2 separate regions of the Homo sapiens genome follow, and region 1 is linked to region 2. A link is a loop called in an ENCODE intact Hi-C map of the cell type or tissue named here. Cell type or tissue: stomach. All regions are shown on one strand.

Region 1 (8,000 bases), 530 kb before region 2:
CGTGATTTTAGTATATGAGAGAGATTAACTCATTAAATCATAGCCCTGTTTATCTCTGCTTAACATGTAGACTGTCTTAATAATATCCAGCGTGATGTCTACAATAATGATTTCAGATACTTGCCACCTTTTCCTCCAGTGGTCACAGTAGTAGCTAAAGATAGTCTTTTCTCTTCTTAATCCCCAGGGCATTTCACATGTTTGTCTTTTAACATACATCTCTCTCAATGTTGATCTGGAATTCTATTTGTATATTTTTTTCTCTTGTGAAGTCATAAGATCTCGCCAAAGTCTCACACTAAGTCTTGGTATAGTAGGAGCTTTAAAGTACTTGCTGAATAAATAAAAATAGCCACAGGGTGCTTGTGTGAAAGTAAATTAGTAAAAAAAACTCTAGATAATACATCCTTCATCTTTACAAGATAGCCTATAGATTCATCTGAACTCACACAACAATACTGATAATGTTAATGACCAAAACAGTAGAGCAGCCCTGTTCCAGATATGTGCAATTTATTTTTCCAAAGAACATAAAACCTATAACCTACTTTCTCAAAATATTTTAAGCATTTCCATGAAATTATGCAATGTAAAGATGAGAGAGCACAGGAAATGCTACACAAAACACATTTAAATCTGGCCCATATCCATAGTTCTCCCTTGACTCAGGGAACAAAACCAGCTTTGACTACAATACCTAATGCAAATGAATGGGAACTTCACCCTTCAGTCAGATCCTTAGGGGAGCATATTCATTTCCTTTTCTTCCCATTCCCTAATTAGAATCTCTTACCCAGTCACTCTGCCACCAGAATTCTTTGCCTGACTCTGTAGTAGAAGTAGAGTTATGTTTTTCATATCTACATATTGATTTCCTTTGGGCACCTGGCTGAAATTACAAAGAACTATCCTTGCTAGTTCATGCCCCTGTCGAGCATGAAATCAATTTTGTGACAATCTCAAAACCCTTTTCTGTCTATGGTTCCTCTATTCTATTCATTAGGGGTACAGCAAAAGTAGTTTTAAAGCAAAGATATTTTACTTAGTTTGAATATGCTGCTTGTAGATGGTTTAAATTTTTAAGTGAAATGAAGATTCAGAGCAACACAAAATTATGTAGGATTTGGCATACTATCTTACTTTTACACAGTGGAATAGCCTTCCTCTTTGTATAAAGAGTAGCTTTATGAATTCTTAGAATTCATGAAGAATTACCTGTTGAAGCAGAAAATACCTGTTTTACCAATTTATTTAAATAATTGGTAGCTATTCCAGGATATGTTAAAAACGTTGATATAACATCATTAATTGCACTTATAAATTTTCTTCATGATTAATGGATTAAAACAGTGAGTGTCAACTTCTTATAAAAATATGTCTTCAGTCAGATTTTCTAGAAGCAGAGCCTGAGGCAAGGGTTCTTGACCAAGCGACTTACTGAGCAAGAGCTCTCTGGATAACGGAAATAAAGGAAGCAGGACAGGGCAATGATGTGGAGCCAAGCAATGATGTGGTCTTAGCTGGAGTCCAGCCTAGGTCCCACAGGGTGCTCTGGAGCATGCGTGCTACCACAGAGTTGGTCCAACTGGAGAAAAGAGAGTCAACTTTTTTGTCTTCCTTACAGGTCAGTCATTAGCTCTGGGTTGTCCGCAAGGGGAGAACATAGAATCTCTCAGTTATTTCTAGGTGAGATGACTCTCATAGGCTGACAGGAACCCTCTGGAGAAGGAGGCAGCTGGGAGCTGTTAACAACTTCTGCTTGTAGCAGCAGGTATTGGTACTCTAACCCTGCAAAGTGGACCTGGGCAGAATAGCAACAATGTCTGCTACCCACACTTTCAGGACTAGCCTAATCCTGAAACAGGCATACCAGGATCATGAGAAAGATAAGCTCCTACCCTAGTTTTTAGAAACCAATCATGATAGGTCCATACCTGTGCTTGTCTAACACACAGTCCCTTGCTTCTTGTAGTTCCAGAGTACTTAAAATGTGAGAAGATTCTATTGAGATGTGCTGCAAGTGTTAAGTAAATAGTAAAATATCTTGTTAATTTTTTTATGTTGATTATATAGTGAAATAATTTTACATATTAGGTAAACACAAATACAGAATCAACTCTTCATAGACAGGTGAAATAACACCGAGCTTGAGTGAAGATAATTAGTAAACTGCCCTCTAGTAGTGAATGAAGACCATTTTATAAGATTAAAACTCCTTCAAAATGCCTTCTTTAAATGGCTTGCCCTTAAGTATGGTGAGTGTAAATGGAGGATGATGGAATGGCTCTCTGCCCTTAATCCACAATTTATCTGCATGTAAATAAAACCTTGAATGCAACGCAGAGCTTAAATTAATAGAGACTTATCAAGAAGTCAAGAGAAGTACAGTCCAGTGTTGATGCAGGTGCTCTACAATATCATCCAAAACCCAACACCTTTCACATTGAGTTACACTGATTCCTTAAAGTTGTTGGCCTATTCCTGCCTCACAGTCACAACATGGCTACCACACCACAGGCATCTCATCTGTGTTTCAGGGCAAAGGAAGAGAAGAGAGTAAAAGAACAGAGAAACATGCCAGCCAAAACTGTTTATTTTTATCAAGAAAACAAGCACTTTCCCAGGAGTTACACACACGTATTTATTCTTAGATCTCGAGAGAACTGGGTCACATTGCCACCCCTGAATCGATTACTAGCCATGGGAAATGAGATCATCATGATTTGTTTAGAACAGCACTGTCCATTAGAAATATCATGCAAGCCACATATGTACATTGTAAATAATTTAGTAGCCATATTTAAAAAGTAAAGAGAGGTGCAATAAATTTTAATGTTTTATTAATTATATTAATTATTGATGTATTCATATGATCTAGTATATCCAAAGTATTATTGTTTCATTACATAATCAACATAAAAATTATTAACAAGATATTTCACATTTACACTTGAAGTGCATCTCAGTGGAATCTATGCACATATTAAGTACTCTAGCACTACAAGAAGCAAGGGACGGTGTGTTGGACAAGCACAGGTCTAGACCTATCATGATTTGCCCCTGAAAACTAGGGTAGAAGCTTATATTTCTTGGGATCCTGGTGTGGCTGTATCTTGAGAAATCATGACTCTGAAATAAGATGAAAGGCGGCATAGAGGGCTGTCGATATTGGGTAGGGAAGAGACAATGTTTATTCCAGGGCCCATCTAGCATCTCTACTGACCTGTTTTAATGGATAAAGTCTCACCATTTCTAGATTTTTCTATGGTTGGCTTTTCTTAGTTAGAACTCATATTCTTGAGGGATATCACTGAATATGAATGCTTTTCGTGATATTATAGCTCTTCTCACATCTAATATCAGAATCCTGTAATAATGAGCCAGAAAAGAATGCATTTGGATGTATTTACATAATCTGCAGCATGGACCATTTAGTAAGAGCAGATTATAAGTGAGGTGCCGTGTACTGTAGGTGATGTGGGCTAAGGTGAGTGAGGAAATACCAGGGGAGCCTGAGCACATTGAGCTCCTATTGGGAAGAGCATATAGAACTAAGCAGTCAACTGGACATTGAGACTCTGAAATAAGAAAGGAGACAGAGCTTCCTATTTCATATTTTGCTTATATTCTGATTAGGTATTTATACTGAAAGAAGGCCAACCCCTTCAATGAGACCAAGGATGAGCTTTATGATATTCCACATTTTAGCAGATACTGTTCTTAGCCCATCCTGGAGGACATCTGCAGCTCTGGAGGTCAATTCCTGACCATGCAGGCAGCTTCCTACTCAAGCCTCCATGTCTACCTCTGTTTGAGGTCTTTTGGCAAATAAGCAGCTCTGGTTTAAAACGCTGAAAGTTCTGGGATATTAACGTCCCTCAGGGTTACCTTTTAACTAATTGGGCATATGAGTAAATAGATAAATACCCCTTCTTCTTCAGTTCTTGGGGGATCAATGATAAGCATACTTTGTACAATCTCTCTGAAGGTCTCAATAGGATTGAACCTCAGTTACCCACAGAAATGGCTTACTCATTAATCTCCCCTTCATTGGCCCTCCTTCTTCTTCCTTGTGCTTCTTCAAATCACATCACCAAATACGTCCCCACTCAAACCCTTATCTTGGTGTTTGCTTTTAGGTAAATTCTAAAATCAACACTTTGTACAAGGGATAATGTCTCAGTATAGTAGATTATATCTTGAAAATCATGACTTTTTAAATTTTTTACTAAATTATATTTTGAAGCCTAAAACTACTAGGCATACTTTCCTCACCCTACAGTCTCAAGAAATTCAAAAAATAGGCCATGCTTACAAAAGAATCATGTTATAAGTATTCACTTTTGAGTAATTTTTTTAAAGGTAGGAAGAACTGGTTAAAAATTCTTCTTAGTATCCAGGTGCTCTTTGTTTCACCCTACCAAATCTAGAATATGCATGCAAATAGGGTATGTGCTGTGCTGATCAATATGACAAGCATGATCCATACACGGCTAAATCAACATTATGTTAAATTTCAATTTCTTAGTTGCACTGGCCATACTTCAAGTACTCAATGGCCACTAGTGCTAATAGCTACTATATTGGACAGTGCAGAAAATCTCTAACGGACATCACTATGCTAAGGTCTCACCATTGGCAAATACAAGAACAATGCTTCCTCTTGTTCATGGTAGATAGGCTAATTAATCATGCCACACTTACCCTTGAGATTTTCTTTAGCTTCAGTTTTTCTAAAATCAAAACTCCAGATTGTCACTTATTGGCTTAAAAAAACAAAGGTTTAGTTCTTTCTTGGAAAAATTGTGAACGGTTCAGGTGACCCCCACAGTACAATCGTTCTCTTACAGAACGATTCTCTTACAGTGCTGAAGCACTCTGTAAGCTACCTCCATCAACTGGGGGCTCGAATAGTTTTTCTTAAAGGCAGGACTTGTTAAGAACAGAATGTTCTAGAGTATTTTAAACTGGCTACATGCTGGGAAGTATGAAGGGATATTTCTCCAGTCTTTACTGAGTACCCAGTAGTGCTCCTAGAGATAAAACTACAAAAGCCTAAGTGCCCTCTAAGGCTGGGTCCCCATGGCCTTTTTACCTCTCTGACCTATTCTCACCAAGCCTCCAGCAATTCATCAATGACAGTTATGGCTTTTCTACCCTGGTACTGGTTCTCATGAACAGCAGTTTCTCTTTGTGAATTTCTGCTCTGGTAAATTATAATTTTCTGTATCTGCCTGTCTGTTTCTTCAATTTTTAGGGCAGCAGTTTGTCCTGTGACCTCAATTCTCCGATAGCTAAGAAGAGTTGTTGATTTTCAGTTTCCAGTTTTTTACTTGTTAGGATGGAGTGACAGCTTCCAAGCTTCTTACCTGATGGACAGAAACCAAGATGCACTTTCTTTCTTTCCTTCTTTTTTTAATGAGTTTTATGTTTCTATTATAAGGTAAATGGACTGTGTTGCTTTCTGCCCTGCCCCTTTATTTTTCTTTTCCCACTCTGGACGTTCTGAGCTAAAACCCTCTCTACTATTCTGAATAAGAGTGGCTTCTTTTACTAATGTCTTCTTCCCTGTGGTTATTAACTTTCTCCACCCCAAGTGCATTGGGCCTAAAACTCATTACCTCTCAAATGTTCTCTTTACCCCACTTACAAAAGAAGCTGCTACAGCGACTTAGAGTCATTATGAATTCTTTCTTCATACAGTGATACATCACTTCATATCAAAGACTTATTAGGCGTATGCTGCAATTTCAGGTCAACAAAAAACAAAAACAGTGAGGAAATTGCCATGGCCATTTGAACTTTGATATCTGCTATTTATTTATTTGTATGTCCCCTGCTGGTCCAGTTCTCACAGTACAGTTTCCATATTCAAATTTTTATGACTTTGAAATAAAAAAGATATTGATTGGCTTGCCACACAAGGTGCAAGATGTTCCATTTGGTTATTTCTGGACAGCCAGGAGCAATGTCAATCTGTTCACTCTCTTCCTCCAAACCCTATTCTTCCCAAGTAAGGCTCTGTTGAAGAATCTTCTCTGTTAATTTACTGGAAGAAGGAATAAAACTCAGCTAGAGGTGATAGGTAATAGCAGATTGCTAAGCCTTCATTATCTGTAATTTCATAGCTTTGTACTGGATATTACTAGTAGTGTGAAACACCAAGAATCAGTCTGACTGTTTTTTGGGTTTTTTTTTTCTGTATCAATTTTCCCTACAATTGGCTTTTACATCAACTCATGAATAGTTAAAATATATTTGCCTCCTGCTTCCTCCTGGACATTTTTACAGACTTGCTGGCTTTAAGCAGTCACATTACAGCAAACCCAGTGTTGCCTTGCGAGGCCAGGGAACAAGCTCTCCTAGTTAATCACGTTGCCTGATTAATAGAGACTCACAGATTTTCAAATAATTAGGAAATACATCTAACAAACGTTCTGTGTTTAACAGAATCTAATTTTCTTTGATGACGCAGAGAGCATTTTTACATCTTGTGCTACTTAATCATCATTGCTAGGAAAATCAATTGCTAGCTAAGCAAGATTTCTAATTGATACATGCCGATAAAACAGCTTTTAGAAGTCAACACACCAAGCTCTGTTCTTTTCAGGAGTCTCTTATGTTCTCTACAGTTTGAACCACAGCTGCATGTGGTCCTCTGTGATATCCCAGGTGACGGCGTTATCTAGGGGAACTCATTTGTATCCAGTGTGCATCTGTGTTTTCATCTTCTTCCTGTTTCCCTTTGCTTGTTCAGCAAACATTTCCTGACTATCAGCTCTGTGTCTGGCACTCTCCTGGACCATGGGGGCACATGATTCCTGCTCTCATGGCGCTTAGATGCTAGGGAGGACAGACAGAAAAGTATTCATTCACCAAATGCACATGCCACAGAGCTATGAAGAAAATAAAACCAGGCCACTTGAGAGAGAGTGACCACGGATGGGGGGCTCTCTGTAAAGGTGGCATCTGAGTAGAGGAATGGAGGGTTGATGGAACATGGCATTTGATTATCTGAAAGAAGAACATGCTGAGGACAGAGGAGATAGCAAGGGCAAAGGTGCTAAGAAATAAGGTTAGGATATGCTGGCAACAGATATGGTGGAGGTGATTGCAGAGTTCGGTGGGCAAGTAGGAAGCTGAGTTTAGAGACAAAGACAAGCATCAAATCAGGCAGTGCTTTTCCATCACTCATGTTTGGTTCTCTTAGTCTTGTCTCATGTTTATAAGCATCTCATACTACAGACACAGCCAGATCCTACCCACACCTTGACAAGGTGGCAGATCTGGGCTTTCTCTAAAGACTGACTTAGAAGACAAACCTGGAAACCAATAAGGGCTTGCCTCCCAAGTCGACTAAGTTGGCAACCTCAGATATAAAGAACCTAAAGCCACCTTTGTCAAGATGCCAAAAATGTCACAGTTATAAGCCAGTGATTGCCCATAAAAATGCTTCAGTATATCACATGTTACTGTGTGTGTTGCCTAATTGAAGGCAATATCCATTTGCTAATCCAGAAAACACAGTCAAATGTTCTCAACCAGCACGTTTCAGGAAGGGCTTTACTCTAGACATGGCTACTTCAAGCCAGCCCCTTATTTCTATCGGTGATTAACAGAAATATGGTAGCACATTCAATGTCAAAAATGGGTTTGTATTGCTGAAACTATGTCTTAAAAATAATGGATATTATAAGTGTGCTCTTACTGGCCAAGTTAAAGGTACTCAGGATATGTGGAGTCATTCTTGGGACTCTTGTTTCTCTACATATCTACTCTAATCATAGAGGCTTTATCAAGTCATTAGAACAACCTTTTTCCCTTTTCCATGGCAAACCTTGTCAGTTTGATGTCTTCCGGGACAAAGGTTGGCAAACTCCTGCCCATGATCAAAATCAAAATGCAGTCTGTTCTTAGTTCTTTTATAGCCCAGGAGCTCAGAATACTTTATATATCTCTTAAAGATATATATATCTTAAAGATATCTTAAAGATATATAT
Region 2 (8,000 bases):
GTTCACCTGGATGGGTCTCTGCATCTTACATCCAAAGGGACTGACTGTATAACATGATAGGCCAAATGATCTGCAAAAAAACATTTAGACACTGTGTGAATTGATGAATGAAGGTTAGAAGTCCCAAAATAATCCACTGTTCAAAGAAAAACATTAATACTCCAACTTAAAAAACTGGTTAATGGTTGACTCTTCATATAAACCAGAGAGTTTTGGTGGTCAAATTCTTCCAGCCATCCTTTCCAATGTGTCCATCCATTTACTCATGGCACAAATGTTGATTGAGTGGGTATTTGCCAACTACCATGCCACGTTTGAGTTTCAATCATCAGTAGACTCAGGCACAATTAGATGCTCTCAAAGATCCTAGCAGAAGAGATAAACTACCAAATAATCACTCTGCTGAGTGATTAATTACATGCTGAAACAACAACTCAGAAGAAGGATGGACCAGTTTGAGATTAGGCTGTAAAAGCTGGAGTTAAGGGGAGCTGTCCCTCAGGATTGACACAAATTGATACAAAGCGTAAGTAGGAGTTCATAAGTGTGAAGGTCATGTGATCCAATTTGGATTTTTGCATTGTGAGAACATCAGTCTGTGGAGTAGAGGACAGATCAGGGAGGTTCAGAGGAAGTGAAGGTAAGCTAGCACAGTTTGTAGGCATCAGATCTGTGGTGGTGGCATTGACCATGAAAAAAAAAGGAATGGAAGGAATTCAAGAGTTATTTAAGAGTCTAACTCTGCAGAGTTTGGTGATTACCTATTGGGATGAGGAAGAGGGAGGTGTTCAGAATAATTCCCAGGTTTCTGGCCTGTTTGAAGGGAAGAATGGGACACCTTTTTTTGAGATAGAAAACTCCGAAGAAAAACTAGTGGGTGATAGAGATGAGTGGTTACCATGATCCTGGATTTAGTCTTGCTCACGTTGACTTTCAGGGGTCTTTGAGTGACATGAGTGAGCTAGACCTTACAGAAGAATTCTTGGCTAGAGATTAAATTTAGTGATGAATCTGTGTGTAGGTGTTATCTGAAACCACAGGCATGGATGGAAAGCATGGAGAGACAACAGCAAGGACTGTGTCTTTAGAAATGCTGATGGTGAATTATTTCCAAATGAGGGTGATCATGCAAATGAGATAGGAATGGAGACAGAAGAGAATTAGGAAGAAGCATATCTATCAGTCATGAAATTCAAAGGGATCAGCTGTCAAAAAAAAGGGAATGTTTGAATCCAGTGCTGATGAAAAGTGAAAAGTTAAGTAAGATGAGCCCTGACGTATGTTCACTGGATTTAGAGACGTGGAAGTTGATTGAGTACTGGGGAGAGAAGACAGATTGAATTAGATTGAGGAGTAGGGCAATCAGATAGAAATAAACAGATAACATTCTTTTGAAAAGTTTTAGTATAAAAGCATTTTGGATATCGTTTAAATTAATAGCAAATAATTCTCACCACCTGCCAAATACCAGGTCTTAATTAAGCATTGTGGAGGACTTAAAGTGTATGAGGTATATTTGTCCTTATCAGAAATGTAATTTAATATCTAACACAAGACATTTTCCTGATGAGGATATAGAAATAATTTGTGAAGAGATAAATATAATATTTACTAAGGTTTTACAACATTTCAAACATATCATTTTATTTCATGCACGTAGCCCTGTGGATTAGATAAATTAAATCTTTGCACTGTAAAGGAGGTATATGTTTTATGTCAATAATTTTAGATGTTCTAGGTAAGGAAATTTTAAAAACTAACACCTAACACATAAACATTTTTGATGTATTTTCTTTTAATAATATTCTGTGTAAATTATTAATATGACATTTTACCAACTGAACAGATAAGAAAATCAAGAATCAAACAATTTAAGTAGTTTTCAGAATGCCACTCAGCTGTAAGTTGCAAAATCAGAATTTGAAAATTATTGTTTGATTTGAAAATTTAGACTCTTCCTTCTCCTACCATACTACCTGGTGAATAAATATATGAGATTACCTGCTAGACAAATTGTATAAATTAGACATCCCTAAGAGCAAGGAGAATTTTGGATGGGGAGTGTCAAATATATTTCACATAGCACCTGGGGTTTGAGCTGGATCTTAAAAGACAAATAGGATTTAGATAAGGAAACAGCAAATTGTGCACCTTGGGCCAAATCCAGCCCACTACTTTTTTCTGTATGGTGTATAAACTAAAGAGTGTTTTCTTCATTCTTAAATGTAAAGTGTAAAAAAAGGTTATTAATCTTTTAGCAATATCAGTTGCTCCATTTTGCCTCTGGGTCCACGAAGTTTTAACTATTTACTATTTGATCTTGTATATAAAAAGCTTGCTGACCTTGATTTAGAGAAATACATGAGGGGTGGGGCCTCAAGTTAGAACAATGCCATCAGCCTATTTCTAAAGGAAGAAAACACAGGGGAATATTCTGGGGAAAGGGAGTGAACCAATCTAGGAAAGCAGAAGATCCATGCACTGTGGTCAGGCTCTCGGCTGTCTTTATTACTAGGCAAAGAAGAGTGGTCAATATTTTCCTACGTAAACATTTGCACAATTATCCTATCAACTAGATTTTGAGGCTCTCCTGGGCAATAATCATTTTTTTCCTACCTGTGTTTCCCAGTAGAGTCTCACACATGGCTGGTCACAGACTACTGGCTCAATCAATGTTAGTTGACAAACAGCCTCACATCATGTAGACAAGCTAGTTAATCATTACCAATGTCCTTTCCTCTTTAATTGTCATACACTGAGTCATAGCCTTTCCTCAAATACATCACTCTCAGGGACAACAAAATGTGTCCTTCAGTTGTAATAAACGGTGGGAGAGTGCAGGAGAGAAAAAGGTCCCAGCAATTTCTGATGCCGGATGTGCACCTAATTGCAATATTGACAAGAGAAAAGATGGGCCAATTTGAGTGTGCCAGTGTGATCTTCCAGCTGGATTATGCCATTATAAACAAGACGGGCTTGCCTACGTTGGAAATAAGGATGTTCAGTTTGCAGTAAATTCTGTTCAGAGCCCAAAGTTGAGCCCAGGGACCCCAGCAGCATAATCAAGGCCGTGATTGATGAGATGTCAGCGACTGTTAGACATAGTGTGTGACGCATCCAGTCACGGGGGACCTGAGTGTTTGTCATAATGTCACAGCACCTGCTGCTGCTGCTACCTTGGGGTGTTGGGAAAAGGGATGCGCCTGACGTGGCCGTCCCCTCCCCCAGCGCCCCGCAAGTGTTCGAGAGGAAGGCCGCGGGGGTATCTGCCATCAGGAAAGACAAAATGGAGCCACGCAGGGGAAAGCAGCATGGGGTGGGGGAAGGTGGCACGTTTCCGGCGCAGGGAGAGGAAGAACAGGTGCTCCTCCAAGGAAGACTGCCGCTGCTCCCCGGGCCCTGGCAGCCTGCCCCGCCGCAGAGCTGCGCGCACGCCGGCCTCCTGGCAGCGGAGCCCGCGGCGGAACCACCACAGCGAAGCATTCTGTCCCCTCGCAGCTGCTCTCCCAAAAACTACAGGTCCTCCAGGAGGCCGAGATAAACCTACGCGCAGCCTTGTCTTCCGGGAGAGGAGAGTGCCTGTTTCCCTACGCGAAATGATGTTTAAGATCCCTGCCCGAGCCCCCAGTCCCGCAGTTAAGCATCAACTGGCCGCCTAACGGGATTGTTCTTCCGCTTGGCATTTGCAAGGGATGGATTTTTCTCCGTTCTCTCCTCTGCCAAGTTTGCCTCCTCTGAGGCTCTCTGGGAGGGTATTTGTAACTCTGCAGTTCAGTTTGAGGAAGGAAAAAAAAATAAGACAATTTTCCAAAGCAATCGTGTGGTCTTTAAAATATTGTTATGTAAATGAATCTAATGTGTCTCTAAATTCATTAAGTGGGTTGGAGGGTTACTAGCCCTGGAGGGCCCCAGCGAAATTGGCAGAGACATTTTCACTGTCTAGGTTGTGGTTGTTGACCTTTTCTTCTGTCTTGCTTACCCTTTCCTAGGGAGGAGGCAGGAACTCGAGGGGCTTATCGGAGTGGCAGAAGGAAAGCCCCCACTGAAAATGCCTGTTATGCGCCTTCTGGGAACCGTCCTCCTCTTTCACTTCCTCCCAGCCCCAGCTGGAATTCCCAAATGTAGCCTAAACCAGTACCATACCTGCTAGACAAATTGTATAAATTAGACATCCCTAAGAGGGAGGAGAATTTTGGATGGGGAGCAAATAAAGGAAAAGGAAGCTGCCAAAACAGTGAGTCTTGGTCAGAATTTCACAGTCATTTCTCAGGTCTGGGTTGGAGGATGTAAACACAGGGGAAGTCAAGACAGATTGTTGCCATCCTAGCTACTTTTTGTAATTGGGAAGCATGTAAAGATTGACTCCTTTTTCTTGCGTCCTTCAAAGAGCACGAAAAGTGGGGCAGTAAGTATTCAAAAGCATCTGTTTCCTGCCTGAACCCCTCTGAGTACCAGAGGGGGCCAGCAGAAGAACCTGCCATGGTCCGTAAACATGCAGGGAAGGCTGTGACATAGGAAGCCAGGCCCACAGCTGAGCCTCCCAAGGATGAAGATAGGCATTCATCGAAAAACTGTTTTTGTGTTTCTTCCAGTACTGCTACTTTTTAAGTATAATTTACATACAATAAAATGCAGATTTTTAAGTATACTGATCTATGGATTTTGACAAGTATGTACACCCATGGAACCCACCACCCATCAAGAAACAGAACTTAGGCCGGGCATGGTGGCTCACGCCTGTAATCCCAGCACTTTGGGAGGACGAGGCAGGCGGATCACCTGAGGTCAGGAGTTCAAGACCAGCCTGACCAATATATAGTGAAACCCCATCTCTACTAAAAAAAAATACAAAAATTAGCTCGGTATGGTGGCACATGCCTGTAAGTCCCAGCTACTTGGGAAGCTGAAGCAGGAGAATCGGTTGAACATGGGAGACGGAGGTTGCAGTGAGCCGTGAGCCGTGATTGCACCACTGCACTCCAGCCTGGGTGACAGAATAAGACTCTGTCTCTAAAAAAAAAAAAAAAAAGAACTTGTTCATCACTGCAGCAGATTCCCTCGTGCCCTTTGTTTCAATCTTCCTCTCATCAAAGGACACCTCTGATGGATCTGCCTTCTGTCATTACAGATTAGTTTGCATTTTCTAATGTCATATTAATGAAACTACACAGTATGTAGTCATTTTCTGGCTTTGTTTGCTTAGAATGATGTTTTTGAAGATCACCCATGTAGGAACATATATCGAGAGCATCTATATGTAGTTTGTTTCATTTTATTGGTGAGTAACATTCCATGATATGGTTATACCGCCATTTGTTTATGCATTCATCTGTTGATAGACATTTGGGCTGTATATTGGTTTGTGGCTCTTATGAGTAAAGTTGCAATGAATATTCTTTTAGATTTATCTGGATGGATGTATCTTTTCAGTTCTCTTGGATAAATACCTGGGAGTGAAATTGATGGGTCATAGGGTAGGTGAACGAATTTAACATTATTGGGAACTGCCAAACAATTTAGCAAAAGGTTTGCACCATTTATCATTCCATCACAGCAGTATTTGAGAGTTCCAGCTGCTCCACATCTCCTCCAATTACAGTATTGGTATTGCTAGTCTTGTTTGCTTTAGCCATTGTAGTAGGTGAGAAGTAGTATCTGATTTCAGCCAAACATTTTCAAAGCAGTCATTTTCCTGGGGACCTATTGCTGAATTCTAGCAGATTTTTAGCTGGGCTATGAAAGGTAGAATTACAATAGGAAAAAGGTTTATATTTAGAGTCAGTCTGCATATTCATATTTTTAAAAGAAAACCTCTAAGCAGCAATTTGAGTTTAATATTTCTCCCCAGAAGTCTAGTTTCCTTAACAGCTGTTTATAAATATTTACCTTCACATTTTTAATGACGACAATGTATATAGCACAAATACCAGGAGCTTTAAGGTATAAATATTCAACACAGAGGTTTCCAGTTGTTTCTATGTAGGACACAGAGACCTGTCTTCACATACAGGTCTATGGAAGGCTTGCTGGCAGTAAAGGTGGATAAGAACTGATGCCCTAGAGAATAAACTTCCCTGGTTTGGGTCTTTTCTTTGCCAGGGGTGTGATTTAAGGCAAGTTATCTTGCCTCTGTAATGTATCATAATATCTGATATGGTTTGACTGTGTCCCCACCCAAATCTCATCTTGAATTGTAATCCCCATAATCCCCATGTGTCATAGGAAGGACCCAGTGGGAAATGATTGGATCATGGGGACGGTTTCCCCCATGCTGTTCTCGTGATGGTGAGTGAGTTCTCAGGAGATCTGATGGTTTTATAAGCATCTGGCATTTCCTCTGCTTGCACTCACTCTCTCTCCTTTCGCCTTGTGAGGAAGGTGCCTGCTTTCGCTTCATCTTCCACCATGATTGTAAGTTTCCTGACGCCTCTCCAGCCATGCAGAACTGTGAGTCAATTTAACCTCTTTTCTTTATAAATTACCCAGTTTCGCCAGTCTCAGGCATTTCTTTATTGCAGCATGAGAACAGACTAAAAAAATACCCTCCTCCATAAACTGGGATAATCATATATCTACCTCCTGGGCATGCATCTAAAACTTGAAACCACTGCCTGGCACATGGGAAATGCACAATAAATGCAAAAACATTCAAAAAAGCTAATTTTTAAAAGTGATTTGCCCTCTATCATTCTCCTTTTCTCCATTGAACATAACTGCAGGGCTGATCTGGCATCTCAAGGCCACCTGGAATGAAGTGCTGAGTCTAAGGGTCCATAGGCAGCTGGCATGTGATGTGATTCCAAGCTTCTAAAGAAATGCTCAGGAGAAATATATCTCTGGAAATGGGACCTGGAGGGATTTGTGTAGCCTTTGATATTTCATGCACACTTCAGTGAAGCTCCTGAAATTGTGTACAAAACTCATAGGATTTTTTTTTTTTAACCTGTAGCTTGCAGCAGATTCTCCAAGGAGACTGGGACCTCAGGGTCTTTTGGATCCACTGCAAAATAAGGTAGGACCATTGAAGGGTATGGAACAGATTTTGGAAAAAGAGAGTATTAGGATTGAGCTTCAGTTCTGCAACTTTTCAGCTAGTTGTTTCTGACCAAGTTACTCAATTACTCTAAGTCTCAGTTTCCATATCTTTGAAGTTGACATCATAGTATTTTGTATCTCACAGGGTTACTGAGAGGAATAAAAAGATGACATGGGCTGGGTGCAGTGGCTCACGCCTGTAATCCCAGCAATTTGGGAGGCCGAGGCGGGCAGATTGCCTGAGGTCATGAGTTCGAGACCAGCCTGGCTAACATGGTGAAGCCTCATCTCTACTAAAAATACAAAAAAATTAGACAGGTGTGGTGGCGCACGCCTGTAAGTCCCAGCTACTCGGTGGGGCTGAGGCAGGAGAATTGCTGGAATCCGAGACGCAGAGGTTGCAGTGAGCCGAGATGGTGCCACTGCACTCCAGCATGCATGACAGAGCAAGACTCCGTCTCAAAAAAAAAAAAGAAAAAAAAAAAGACATGATTGACATTCAGGAACTGGAACCTAGTAAGTGCCAAACAAATATTAGTTCCCTCCCCATTCACTGACCTAGATTATAGAAAGCAGGCTTAGCCTCTGTTAAATTGCAAATGACTTTGGGAAAGATAATAAATTAATTAGCCATTCTTGCCTTAGTATGAATGTACCAAATGTTTTCTTTAAAACAGAAATCTTGCCTCAAATATTAACAGACCACAGAAAAGAAAATATACAAAGACAAAATTACTTCCATTTAGAGAATTCCCTTAAACAATAATATTAAATTAATGGATAAATTTTGAGACCTTTCTTTTGCATTTCTGTCTCTTTGTACCTCTAAGATCTCTATTCATAACTATAGCAGCCCAAATATATGTATCTTTAGATATCAGAGTCCTCTTATCTTTAACTCAAGAGTCAGCAAACTATGGCCCATTGTCTAAATCCAACCTATGGCCTACTTTTGTAAATAAAGT

Evidence for each region. Peaks named below come from ENCODE experiments on the same cell type or tissue, not always from the same donor. Only the 100,000 strongest peaks of a DNase experiment are listed, where the experiment ranks them.
Region 1: it touches region 2 in a loop (2.6-fold over the local background); 32 of 110 quality-filtered maps call a loop at or near these places.

Annotation. Positions count from the first base shown.
Region 1 is chr20:12,210,252-12,218,251 of GRCh38, reverse strand. No RefSeq gene overlaps it. Among named protein-coding and RNA genes, the nearest start is that of BTBD3-AS1, 300 kb to the right of the region's middle. In stomach, no CTCF peak of the experiment used is centred here; no DNase peak of the experiment used is centred here.
Region 2 is chr20:11,682,550-11,690,549 of GRCh38, reverse strand. LOC107985384 (a long non-coding RNA gene) reads left to right here and starts at 3,184. Exons shown (of 1, transcript XR_004837567.2): 1 at 3,184-4,222. In stomach, no CTCF peak of the experiment used is centred here; a DNase peak (open chromatin) is centred at 3,389; H3K4me3 peaks cover 972 bases; H3K27ac peaks cover 486 bases; H3K27me3 peaks cover 409 bases.